Linked DNA regions of Homo sapiens: regions 1 and 3 are each linked to region 2. A link is a contact called in ENCODE Hi-C or POLR2A ChIA-PET data. All regions are on one chromosome and are shown on one strand. Each heading gives the region's core, a stretch centred on a gene start or an enhancer-like site at or near the end of the contact. The rest is flanking DNA. Distances are from core to core; before and after follow the strand shown.

Region 1 (3,771 bases), core at 23-2,522, 82 kb after region 2:
TGCCCGATGCCCACTCTCTCCCTCAGGGGACCCTATAGGGCTTCGGTTCCAGTTTTACCCCAAATGTGACTGAACCACAGAGAGACGAGGCGCCTGGGCAAACCTTCAACCCACACCCTGTATCGCACTGTCCCCTCCCTACTCCCCACTTCTCTGCCCCCGCCCCCGACGTCCCAGAGCGTCGGAGGGGACCCAAGTCCACGCTGGGACGCCCGGGAGGAGTTCAGGGTTCAAGTGCGCGCCTGGGTCTGTGCACATCTTCCCCTTCCTCGGCCTCCCTGGGTAAGCTCGGGACCCCGGGGTCCGTCTTCCAAGGGGTGCCCAGCCCTGGCAGCAGTCGTGCGAGCTCCTCGGCTCTAATACAGGGAGTGGCTGCTCGCCAGGATGCTTGTCTGAAGTCAGTGTGCCCGCCTGCGGGCTGTTCCGTGTGCTTGAGCCTGGACAGAGCCCCTGCCACGCACTCGGCAGCCCCTGTGTCCCTCCACCGCGCGGGACCGAGGGGGCGAGCCTCCGGCCGAGGTCTGTCCCCTCCAAATCACTCCAAATCGAACTGCCTGGCCGTACCATGTGGGTCTCGGAGGTCCCGGGCTCGACGTGGAGCCGCCCGGCGCGCGCCTTCCCGCCCCCCGCCCGGCACCGCCCTCCGAGGCGCGGGCCGCGGCCGGGCCCGGTACTCACAGGTCCGGCCCGTGGGAGAAGGGCGGCGGGCAGTAGCCGTGCGGCTCCCGCTGCGAGGGCGCCGAGCGCGGCTCCAGCCCCCCGTTGACGCCCCTCCAGCCCCGGCGGCGGCGCTGCGGCTCCGCGCCCTCGTCCTCGCCCTCGTCTTCCTCCTCCTCCGGCGCCGGGAAGGTCACCCTTGCTTGTTCTTTGCACTTCCTGACCTTGGTGGACATCGCGCCGGCTGCGGTCCGAGTGTGGGGGTGCCGGCTGCCGGCCTCCTCCGCCTTCGCGGCAGTGCAGTCTTCCCGCGGCGCCCCTTCACCACCTCCCGCGGCTTCCGGGGCCCCGGGCGGCCCAGGGCGGGAAGGCAGGAGCGGAGAGCGTCGCGGCCCGCGATCCAGCAGTTAGAGGCTAGCGCCGAAGCCGAGCTGCCGCCGCCCACCATCAAACCGTGGGAGCAGCTGCCGCGGCCGTGGCTGCGACGAGGAAGCCCGGGGCCGAGCGGGGCTCTGGTGCTGGGAGAGGCTCTCCAGCCCCGCGGCGGCGGCGATGCCTCCTCGGCGCCCGTCTCCTGTCTCCGACAGCATCACTTGCTAGGACAGCATCGTTACTCAGGGAGAAGGAGAGGGAGGGCGGGAGGGGGAAGAGGAGGGGGAGAATCAATTCCTTATCAGACAGAGCTGGAGAGGAAATCAGACAGACCGCAGGTGGGGAGTAAAGAAAGAGAAACTTCCCCTCCCCACTCTCTTTCTCTTCCAGAGGATCTAGGGCCCTTTTTGCATCTACAGAAACAAGTTTCCTAAGGAAGGGAAAAGGAAATCCACTGGCTTGTTAATTTTCCTGCAGCCAACTCTCCAAATTTGTCTCAAAAAGCATCACTTGTTCGTTGGGTTACTCCCGGTAAGACTTGGTTGAACCTACGGAGGTTTAAGTACCTTCCCCTGAGTGCCTTCGTACTCCATCCAGCCTGGTAATGTTTTAAACGTGCATGATGCTTCAGTTCTTTTAATGACTCTCAAAGGCGTCTAATAAGATTTATATACTTTCCAAGGAAGATTTTTCAGCGAAATGCAGTCTTCTTTTTAAAACACACTCACAAAAATTGCATTTTAGAATTCAAGACCAGTCATTCTTTTGGGAGGAAAGAGGTACAGAATCTTAGCAGGAATCTTAGGGATCAAGGAGTCTCTTGGTCCTTTTAAATAAGAAACCCTTGGCCTAGAGAGACTGAAAAAGGTACTCATGATAGGTGGGTAGTGAGAAAACTTAGATTAGATCCAGAAGAGTGTGTTCTTCCAGACTTTCCCTTGCTTCAAATAGACGGCTTTCTAGCAAGTCCAACTAGGAAAAATCACAAAAATACTGGACACGCTCTGATGAGATAAAATTTATTTAACTGTATCCAATTATACTGTACTTTTTAGAGGAACAATTCTTCCCAAATTTAAGCAAAACACAAGAAAATGTAGCTCCTTTGAATTTAATTCTTAAAAAGTAAATAAAATATTGTGTATTAAATTGGCAAGTCTATATGTTGAAAGAAGCAATAGCATTTATACATCTAATATAGGAAAAACAAAAACAAGTAAATATTGTATAGTGCTTTATGTTTGGAAGTGCTTTTCAGTTGTTAGTACATATGCAAGTGTTAACGGTTTCACAATGTAGGTTAGCAGACCTATTCAGTTTCACCTCTGGAATATCTCTAAAGCAGGACTGCCCTTCTCCACCCGGTACCACCGCCTCAATTCAGGCTCCCCTGCTTCTCCCTGCTATCCAGCCTTTCTGCAGCCCACCTCTCCCCATACTGTTTCATTCTTTGTACTACTGGAAAGACCATGCTTAAAGCAAAGTCTGATCACGACTTTTCTCTATAAAAATCTCTGGTGGCTTCCCACTACTTTCAGGTTAAAATCCAAGTTTTCAATCTCTCCTCCCATCCTTTTTCATACACATTCTAACTGCAGTTACCCTGAACGCTCAGTCATCAACTGACATGCTAGATACTTTCCCATTTCTCTGCCTTTGTCTATGGCATTCCTGTCACTGAAATGTCTCTCTTCATTCATCTGCTACACTGACTTTTCCTTAAAGAACTAGGTTAGCTGTGGCCTCCAGTCTGACAGCCCTCTTGGGTCCCAGTGGATTTTCCACAGGCTCTGGTCCTTACCCACACTGTGTATACCACAGTCTTACCAGTGATCACATCATACTGAAATTCACTCTGTATGTGCCTGTTTCCTCTAAACTATGAATCCCTTGAGGGTGATGTGGGATCTTATTTATTTTGAGCTATTAGGGGCTCATCTTTTTGTCCTTGCTATTTAGATCAGTACCTGATGTGCAGGACAAGCTAAATAAATGTTTGTTGGATGAATTTATGAAGTTTATAGTTTCTTTATAATTACTTTAGTATGTTTATAAACTGCCCTTATAGGACCATGGATAGAAGCTCTATAGCAATGCTGGAGTCACCAGGATTTACTCTTACACAATGTCTTAGTCTCCTGAGGCTGCCACAACAAAGTACCAAAGACTGGGTGGCTTGGGTGGCTTAAACAACAGATACTTAATTGCTCACAATTCTGGAGACTAGAAGTCTGAGTTCAAAGTGTTCACAGGGTTGGTTTCTTTTGAGGCCTCTCTTTGTGGTTTATAGATGGCTATCTTCTCCCTGTCTTCACATGGTCTTCCTTCTGTGCCTGTGTCTTGATCTCCTCTTCTTATAAGGACACCACTCATATAGAATTAGGGCCCACCCTGATCACCTCATTTTACTTAATTACCTCTTTAAAGACTCCATCTCCAAATACTGGCACATTCTGAGGTACTGGGGGTTAGGACTTCAACATGTGAATTCTGGCAGTACACAATTCAGCCCATAACAGAGGAGAAGTTTCTGATCTCAAAAGGAATAGAAGAAACCACAAAGAAAAAAATAGACATGAAAAGCAAAGATTAAACACTTCAATGTATCACAAAAATTTTAAAATATAAATAAGGTTATCTGTAAGAATTACTGCTCAACAGTGTCTTCTTATTAGACACAGCATAGAAGTTAGACTTAGCAATTTTCTGAAGGTAGCAAGAGCACAGAAACAGGTAAAGTGT
Region 2 (3,719 bases), core at 927-3,426:
AAAAATATCTCTAGAAGCCTTCTTTTCCAACTGCATACAGTTGTTCAGCAAAGTGATTCAAGAACTTTGAAAATAGATTATAGTTATTAAAAATGCAACGGAAGACCACATGCAGTGGCTCATGCCTGTAATCTCAGCACTTTGGGAGGCTGAAGTGGGAGGATCACTTGAGCCCAGGTGTTCAACACCATCTAGGCAACACAGGGAGACTCTGTCTCTACAAAAAATAAAAAATTAGCTAGGCATGGTGGTGCATGCCTGCAGGCCCAACTACTTGGAAGGCTGAGGCAGGAGGATAACTTGAGTCCAGGAATTTGAGGCTGTGGTGAGTCATGATCATGCCACTGTACTCCAGACTGGCTGCGTGACAGAACAAGACCCTGTTTCAAAAAAAAAAAAAAAAAAAAAAAAAAAAAAAAGAAGATTTATGCTAAAATACCAAATATGATAATGGCCATAACATCCAATCTAACAGGTGAAGATTATTTTACAAAAAAATACAGAGGATGAAAGCAGCAGGGAACTGTCACTGCTGGTGTATAGTTAGGAGAAGAGGATGGGACCAATGGGAGAGGAATTGGTGAAAACAACACATCATGATAAAACGTTCATATAGTATAAATGACTTTATTCTGCATTCCAGAAAATTGTATTAAAGTCATCTGCTTAGATTTGTATTTCTGAAACATCAATCTAGCAAGTGATGTGAAGGATGGCTTGGAGGGAGATGAAGCTGGAGTTCAGGAGCCCAATTTGGAGGTTATTTCAATTATTCAAGCAAGAGAAGATGAGAACCCAAATGAGGGTAATAGAGATGGAAGATATGGGACAGATTCAAGAGATATTTGGGAGTTAAAAGCAGTAAGATGTGGTGACCAGTTGGATATGGAAGTACATAGCATAAACCCCTAGAAAATTGACTGGGCAAACATTTGTACCATTAACTAAAATGAGGTGGCCTAAAAATATGATGAGGAATTGGGGTAGAGAGAATTTTAGGTCTGAAAGAAATTCTGAAAGGCAGTGTAGTGTAACAAAAATACACCAGTTCTGGAGTCCGAGACTTTGATTCAAATAGCCACTCCCTAATTTTTAGCTATTAAGCAAATTACTTGCCTTCTCTAACCCCTTAGATCCTCATTTATAATATTGTCTACTTTGCAAATTCTTATGAGGATTAAATATGTTGGTAGGTATGCTAAATTCTTAGAATAAGCTAGATGCACATTAAACTGTTGTCATTGCTTTTTTTCCCCCTTTCGAGACAGTCTCGCTCTGTCGCCCCAGCTGGAGTGCAGTGGCATGATGTCAGCTCACTGCAGCCTCCGCCTCCCGAGTTCAAGCGATTCTCCTGCCTTAACCTCCCGAGTACCTGGGATTACAGGCGCCCGCCACCACACCGGGCTAATTTTTGTACTTTTTGTAGAGAAGAGGTTTAACCATGTAGGCTAGGCTGGTCTCGAACTGCTGACCTTAGGTGATCCGCCCGCCTCGGCCTCCCAAAGTGCTGGGATAACAGGCGTGAGCCACTGCCCCCGGCCCGGTTTTCATTGCTTTTACCATGATCTGCCTGGTGCGGTACAGCTCACAGTAAGAAACAAGTGCCTGGTGCTCCGCAAAAGGGTCCGGGTAGAGATGGAGATTGAGGATTAGAGGCCCTCAGGCAGCCACGGCTAGGGAGGAGGAGAAGGGCCCTGGGGGGAATCCGGGATGAGACAGTGTCACATTTTCAGAGCATCCTCAGGACCCGGCAGAAGCCAGTACCGTGGGGGCTTGTGCCGCTTTTCCCCGGTCCCCTCGGACCGTCACAGACGAAAGGGAGCTGCCCAAAGGCGGGGTGCTGAGAGGTCGGCACCCAGCCCGGCTCCTTCGCCTCCGCACCAGCTCCTGGCGACCGAGACTTTCGTCAGTGGAAGGAAGGAATCCTCTCCGGGTGCTGGGCTTGCCCAGCGCGGCGCCCGCCCTATCCCTTGGGTTTACCTGCAGATAATCCATTCGGTTTAAAATCAGATCCATGATGACTACGCGGAGGGGCTAAGCAGCGCCGGACAAGAACAGGAGGGACAGAGGCTTCGGGCCCGCAGGCCTCCGACCCAGTCAGAAGGCTGCCCGCGCCCCTCAAAAGCCAGCCCCAGCTACCGCGCCTAGGTCCTGGGCTGCACAGGCGGGGCGACAGGGCAGTGGCGTCCTGCGTGACGTCAGTACGCTGCTGCGAGGGGCTCCTGGAAGAAGATGAAGGCCCGCCCCTTTCCCGAAGCACCGCCCACTGACAGCGTGTTCCAATCAGAGGCGGAGAGGAACAAAAGAGGCGAGGTCCGGGAGACCCATACAGGGCGGTTTCCACAGAGACCCCAGACGCAGTCTTGGCTCCACCCTCACCGCGGCCCAGGGCTAATACTGGACTTCTTTCCTTATCGCTGTAGAAAAAACTAGATAAGCCTGCTAGATTCTGACCGATTTCACTCTGACATTGGAAAGGGTCCTACAAAGAATTAGGTTCCACCGTTATAGGTGCTAGCTTACAGCAGCGGTTCTTAGACTTTTGGCCTTAGGACTTATTTACAAGACTCTTAAAAACCGTTGAGGAGCACAAAGACCATTTGCTTTTTGTGGGTTTTCTCTCATTTTTAATGTTTTTTTTATTTCAATAGTTTTGGGTGTACAGGCGGGTTTTGGTTACATGGATGAGCTCTTGAGTGGCGAATTCCGAGATTTTAGTGTACCCGTCACCCACCAGTGTACACTGTACCCAATATGTAGTATTTTATCCCTCACCCCGCTCCCAATCTCCTCCCTACCTGGAGTTCCCAGAATCCATTATATCGCTCTGTATGTCTTTGCATCCTCATAACTGAACATGCAGTATTTGGTTTTCTATTCCTAAGTTACTTCACTTAGAATAATGGCCTCCAGTTCCATCCAAGTTGCTGCCAAAAGATATTATTTCGTTCCTTTTTATGGCTGAGTAGTATTCAATGGTGTATATATACTACATTTTCTTTATCCACTCGTTAGTCAATGGGCACTTAGGTTGGCCCCATATCTTTGCAATTGCGACTTATGCTGCTATAAACATGCGTGTATATGTGTCTTTTTCCTTTGGGTAGATACCCAGTAGTGGGATTGCTGGATTGAATGGTAGCTCCACCTTTATTTATTTATTTAAGGAAACTTTATACTGTTTTCCATAGTGGTGGTATTAATTTACATCCCCCAAGCAGTGCAAAAGTGTTCCCTTTTCACCATATCGACACCAACGTATATTTTCTAAATTTTATTTTTTATGTTTATTTTTTTTTTTTTGAGACAGAGTCTTGCTCTTGTCCCCCAGTCTGGAGTGCAATGGCACTATCTCGGCTCACTGCAACCTCCGGCTCCCGGGTTCAAGTGATTCTCCTGCCTCAGCCTCCCGAGTAGCTGGGATTACAGGTGCCCGCCACCACGCCTGGCTGATTTTTGTATTTTTAGTAGAAACAGGGTTTTGCCATGTTGGCCAGGCTGGTCTCGAACTCCTGACCTCGTGATCCGCCTGCCTCATGGCCATTATTGCAGGAGTAAGGTGGTATCTCACTGTGGTTTTAATTTGCATTTCCCTGGTGATTTAGTGATGTTGAGCATCTTTTCATGTTTGTTGGCTATTTGTATATCTTCTTTTGAAAAATGTCCTTTGCCCACTTTTTGATGGGATTGTTTTTTTCTAGCTGATTTGTTTGAGTTCC
Region 3 (4,024 bases), core at 963-3,462, 110 kb after region 2:
CCACACTGAACTATTCTCAAGTACTCTGTTACCTCCATGCATTTGCACAATCCCCTCACTCCTCACTAAGCAAATTCATACCGACACATTTTGTTTGTTCCAACTTAACATGTGATCCTTTCTGGGAAGTCTTACTCGACCTTGGATCTCATGCTCCTCATCATAGAACATATCCTAACACTGTGTAGTAATGGATGATTGACTTATGTGACTGCTCTGCTCAGCTACAACATCCTTGAATCTTGAAGAGACTGTGTGTTATTAATCTTAATATCTGTCACAGCTTGCACAATACTTTGCACTATAATTCTATTATTTATTTTTAGCTTTTTAGTTGAAGTAGACCATACATTCCAAAAGTTCATAAATCATGTATGTACAGCTTAATGAATTTTAACAAATAAAACTTCTGCCATAACTAGCATCAATCAAGGAACAGAACATTAGTCCAGAATCCCTCTCCATGCCCTTTTTCAGTCATTACTCCTCTTATTTCTAATACAATACAGTGTTTTTGAACTTTATATAAATGAAATCATACAGTACATATCTTCTTTTGTGTCTGCCTTCTTTTGCTCAATATTATGACTGTAGGATTCTAAAAGCTTTTTAAAAAAATGGGTAATATTGCTGTATCTAAGATTTTAATCAATGTATATGAGAGGTTTTCTATATCACCACTTCAGAAAGAAGGCAGCTATTTTGAGGCACAGATGAAATCCCTCTCTAGTGGTTGTGGTGATAGCCTGCTCAGCATTCTTTTTTGTGATTTCTATCAACCCAATTTTGTTCAGGTGTACACCCCTCTATGGAAAGCCCAAGTGACTCCCAGTGGACGGGTCTGGTTGGTAAGCTTTCTCCCCCTTGTCAGGGATTGGCTCAGGAATGGGAGTCTCCATTTCAGCCACTGAGGAAATGTTGCTGGGGTTCGAGGTATCTTTTTGCCTCCTACTCCAGGAATGCATGCAGAAGCAACCCTGTCACTCTTCTCCTGGATGTGTCATGTGTGGGCAGTAGGTTCAGACACTAAGGCTACTCTGGTCGCCTTTGTCCTTGAGGATGAAGTTGATACAAAGAGGAAGACAGAGCCAAGAATCACAAAGAAATAGGGCTTGCTACTGCATTAAGCCATCCTCGAGCCTGTGCTACCTCTAAGTTTCTAGTTACATCATGTCATCCAGCAAATTTCATTATTGCTTAATGTAGTTTGAGTTTTTTTTTTAAATACAACTAAAGGCACTTTAACTGGTATGTGTCCCAAGGACTCAGATGATTACTTGGAAGGCACATTTAATGGAATTGATGGTGATGTGAAGCTTTGATCTTGGGAAGGGGATGCGAGTCAGACAGTGAGGGATGGAGTGACATGGCATGGAGGGCTCCACCTACAACACAGGCTGAGAAGAAATCCCTCAGGAGTGAGCTATTTGCACACTGCTCACAATGCCTTGGGTTGTCAAGGCTCCATGGGTATGCTACAGACTTGAGGAACCTTTTAAGTGAAGAACGGCAACATTGTGAGTGGTGGGGATGAGGGCAGCTGCCTGTGCCAGCAGGTAGAGAAGCTTCTCCTTTCCCCCTCCCATGGAGGAAAGGACGGCCAGTGCAACAGCAGTGGTAACCCTACATGGCCCAAGGGTGTTTCTTCAGAGCACAAGGAGTGCCCTGGATGGCAAGTTGCCAGATTTTGGTAGTAGACGTGCAGGAAGACAAGGTTCTCAAGTGCTGGACACGAGGCGAAGCACAGGCATGTCAGATCCCCAGTGTTTTCCCAACACTATAGTGTGAAAATGAGAGTGATAAAAGTGGTAGGAAAGGGCCCCTCGGTGGATGGAGCTAGCTTCTCTCTCTCTCTCTCCTTCTCTCTCTCTCTCCCTCTCTCAATCTCTCTCTCTCTCTCTCTCTCTCTCCTCCTGGAGATAAGAGTAATTATATTGTCCACTAGGACTGAGAAAGCATGCCTGAGGGCGCTGGAGTTACCATGGAGAGAGGACTCTCCAGTGAGAAGGCCGTTCTGCATTTATGTGATGTAGAGCTCAGAGTGATTCAAGCTGAATTTACAGAGAAAATAGTTCTTTCTGCCACCCAAGCTGGGGAAGTGGGATAGACCAGTTCTGTTGGCACACAGGATATGAGAGAGACTGTGGATGAAGGTGGCATCTGATTTGAATTGTGAGAGAAAGATAGAATTTATACTTGCAGTGGGGAGGATGTTTTCATTAAAGGGAACTGAAAGTGCAAAGGCAGAGGGGCAGGAAGTGCAGAGTGGCTATTCAGGGTATGTGAGAATGAGAGGGGTGAGGACATTTGGAAAGAGACATGTCTAGGTGGAAAAGAGTTGTGAATGCCTCTGAAGAGGTTCGAATCTTACACTATAGGTAAAGGTGAACAATTAAAGGATTTTACCATGTCAATGATATGATTTAAATTGGCCTCAAGATGATTAAAATCAGGATGGACTAGAATAGAGAAAGATAGCGAGTGGGGAGACCAAGTTAGAGCCCACAGCAATAGAACACAGGAAAGGAAGTGGGGGCCTGAATTAGGGTTGTGGTGATAGACTATAGAGAATTTCTGGAGGTGAACTTGACAAGAGTTGATAACTGATCGGATGTGAATATGGCATGATTAACAGAAACTGCATCATTGTCACAAAATCTAGTCCCAGAGGTTGATAATTTTTTCACATCATGTTACATTTTCCACTTAACCATCTTTCTGGTGAAATGATTCCCAACTTGCAGACTATTTTGGGAGTACATTGTAGCAAAATGAAACACACACACAAAAAAGTGATAAGTGTTACATGTAAAAAGAATTTGCCTGGAACAGACTCCTTTCTCTCATGGGGTTAACAGTAGTACTGCTTTTGATGAAGTGCATTGTGCATCCCAGTGATGGTAATAGAAAGAGAAGAATTTTGGGGGCCCCTTGCACCTTCATGGCCCTCTCAACTCACTATCAGAACCTACCAGAAGTGAGTCAGAGCCAAGAACTGAAGAAATATTTTTTACAGTTTTTCAGAATTTGTTTTTTTGACTGGAGTGCATTCATTTTCTAAGCAAGAAAACTGTGCCTGGAACTTGACTCCAAAACATAATTCCCTTTATTAGTAAAGAGATGGAATTGTGAATGTGTTCCTTAAGGAATGGATGCCAAAAGCTTTCTTGATGATAAAAAGGTAACAATACCCCTTAAAGTAGTGTTTTTAAATGAATAACTTCATTATCTTCTCTTCCAGAGGGAAGACCGTAGAAGCTTTATCATAGGGCCTAGTGTCATGATCATATATTTACTCCATAAATACCTGTGAGGTAAGTATCAGGAACAGATTCTAAGTAAAAGACCTTAGATGGGAAAACTCCCAAGCAGTGATATAATATTAAAGCTGTTGTTGTAGGAGAACTGTCTTATTCTTGGTTAGTTGGAAAATAAACAGATCTTCAGAGAAAAAAGTAGAGGGAAGGGTGTCTACTCCTGAGGGCTGTTTGGTTCACTCATTTAATATTTGACTCAAGAGTTGGGCATAAAATTAGAGGGAAATCTCAGTTCCAGAGATTCTAAGCAGATTTTAAATTACTCATCCCCTTCCATGTTGTTGGCTTTGAGAATATCACTGACGACTATGGAGGGATCCTCAAGGTCCACAACTTCTTTCTCAGGGAAAGGCTAGCAATGACTTCTTAATTTTGACCTTGGCTGTTTAACAGATCTTTTGTTGTTGTTTGTTTGTTTGAGACAGGGTTTCTCTCTGTCACCCAGGCTGGAGTGCAGTGGTGCAATCTCAGTTCACTGTAACCCCCACCTCCCAGGTTCAAGCAATTCTCCCACCTCAGTCTCCTGAGTAGCTGGGACTACAGGCAGGTGCCACCATGCTTGGCTATTTTTTTGTACTTTTGGTGGAAACAGGGTTTTGCCATGTTGCTCAGGCTGGTCTCAAACTCCTGGGCTCAAGCAATCCTCCCATCCCATCCTCCCAAAGTGCTGGGATCACAGACGTGAACCACAGTGATCATTTATTTTC

The links. A loop is a pair of places that touch in the nucleus more often than their neighbours do. ChIA-PET counts read pairs that join two places held with the same protein, here RNA polymerase II (POLR2A). Pooled maps may share reads with other maps.
Region 1: a map of CD4-positive, alpha-beta memory T cell shows a loop between it and region 2 (6-fold over the local background). The contact joins the promoter of TRPC3 here to the promoter of BBS7 in region 2. A Hi-C loop is called at or near these places in 1 of 168 maps with a recorded cell type or tissue (CD4-positive, alpha-beta memory T cell), 1 of 37 single-sample maps with no recorded cell type and 10 of 50 pooled maps. POLR2A ChIA-PET finds 5 or more read pairs at or near these places in 4 of 52 experiments (GM12878, HEK293T, activated CD4-positive, alpha-beta T cell and 1 more).
Region 3: a pooled map shows a loop between it and region 2 (3-fold over the local background). The contact joins the enhancer-like site here to the promoter of BBS7 in region 2. A Hi-C loop is called at or near these places in 1 of 168 maps with a recorded cell type or tissue (endothelial cell of hepatic sinusoid) and 3 of 50 pooled maps.

What each region holds. Positions count from the first base shown.
Region 1 is chr4:121,950,788-121,954,558 of GRCh38, forward strand. TRPC3 (transient receptor potential cation channel subfamily C member 3) reads right to left here and starts at 1,273. Exons shown (of 12, transcript NM_001130698.2): 1 at 679-1,273. The coding sequence starts at 893. It overlaps LOC102724158 (a long non-coding RNA gene), which reads left to right and starts at 195. Exons shown (of 3, transcript XR_427598.4): 1 at 195-282. RefSeq lists a silencer at 864-1,133.
Region 2 is chr4:121,868,298-121,872,016 of GRCh38, forward strand. It overlaps BBS7 (Bardet-Biedl syndrome 7), which reads right to left and starts at 2,177. Exons shown (of 19, transcript NM_176824.3): 1 at 1,981-2,177. The coding sequence starts at 2,016. BBS7-DT (BBS7 divergent transcript) reads left to right here and starts at 2,354. Exons shown (of 1, transcript NR_186650.1): 1 at 2,354-3,719. RefSeq lists an enhancer at 1,878-2,107.
Region 3 is chr4:121,975,784-121,979,807 of GRCh38, forward strand. It overlaps LOC102724158 (a long non-coding RNA gene), which reads left to right. Exons shown (of 3, transcript XR_427598.4): 2 at 3,242-3,314. Among named protein-coding and RNA genes, the nearest start is that of TRPC3, 26 kb to the left of the region's middle. RefSeq lists an enhancer at 2,379-2,428. Within about 2 kb of position 2,213, at least 3 of the 41 ENCODE cell types and tissues checked have a DNase peak (open chromatin) inside an H3K27ac peak, as active enhancers do.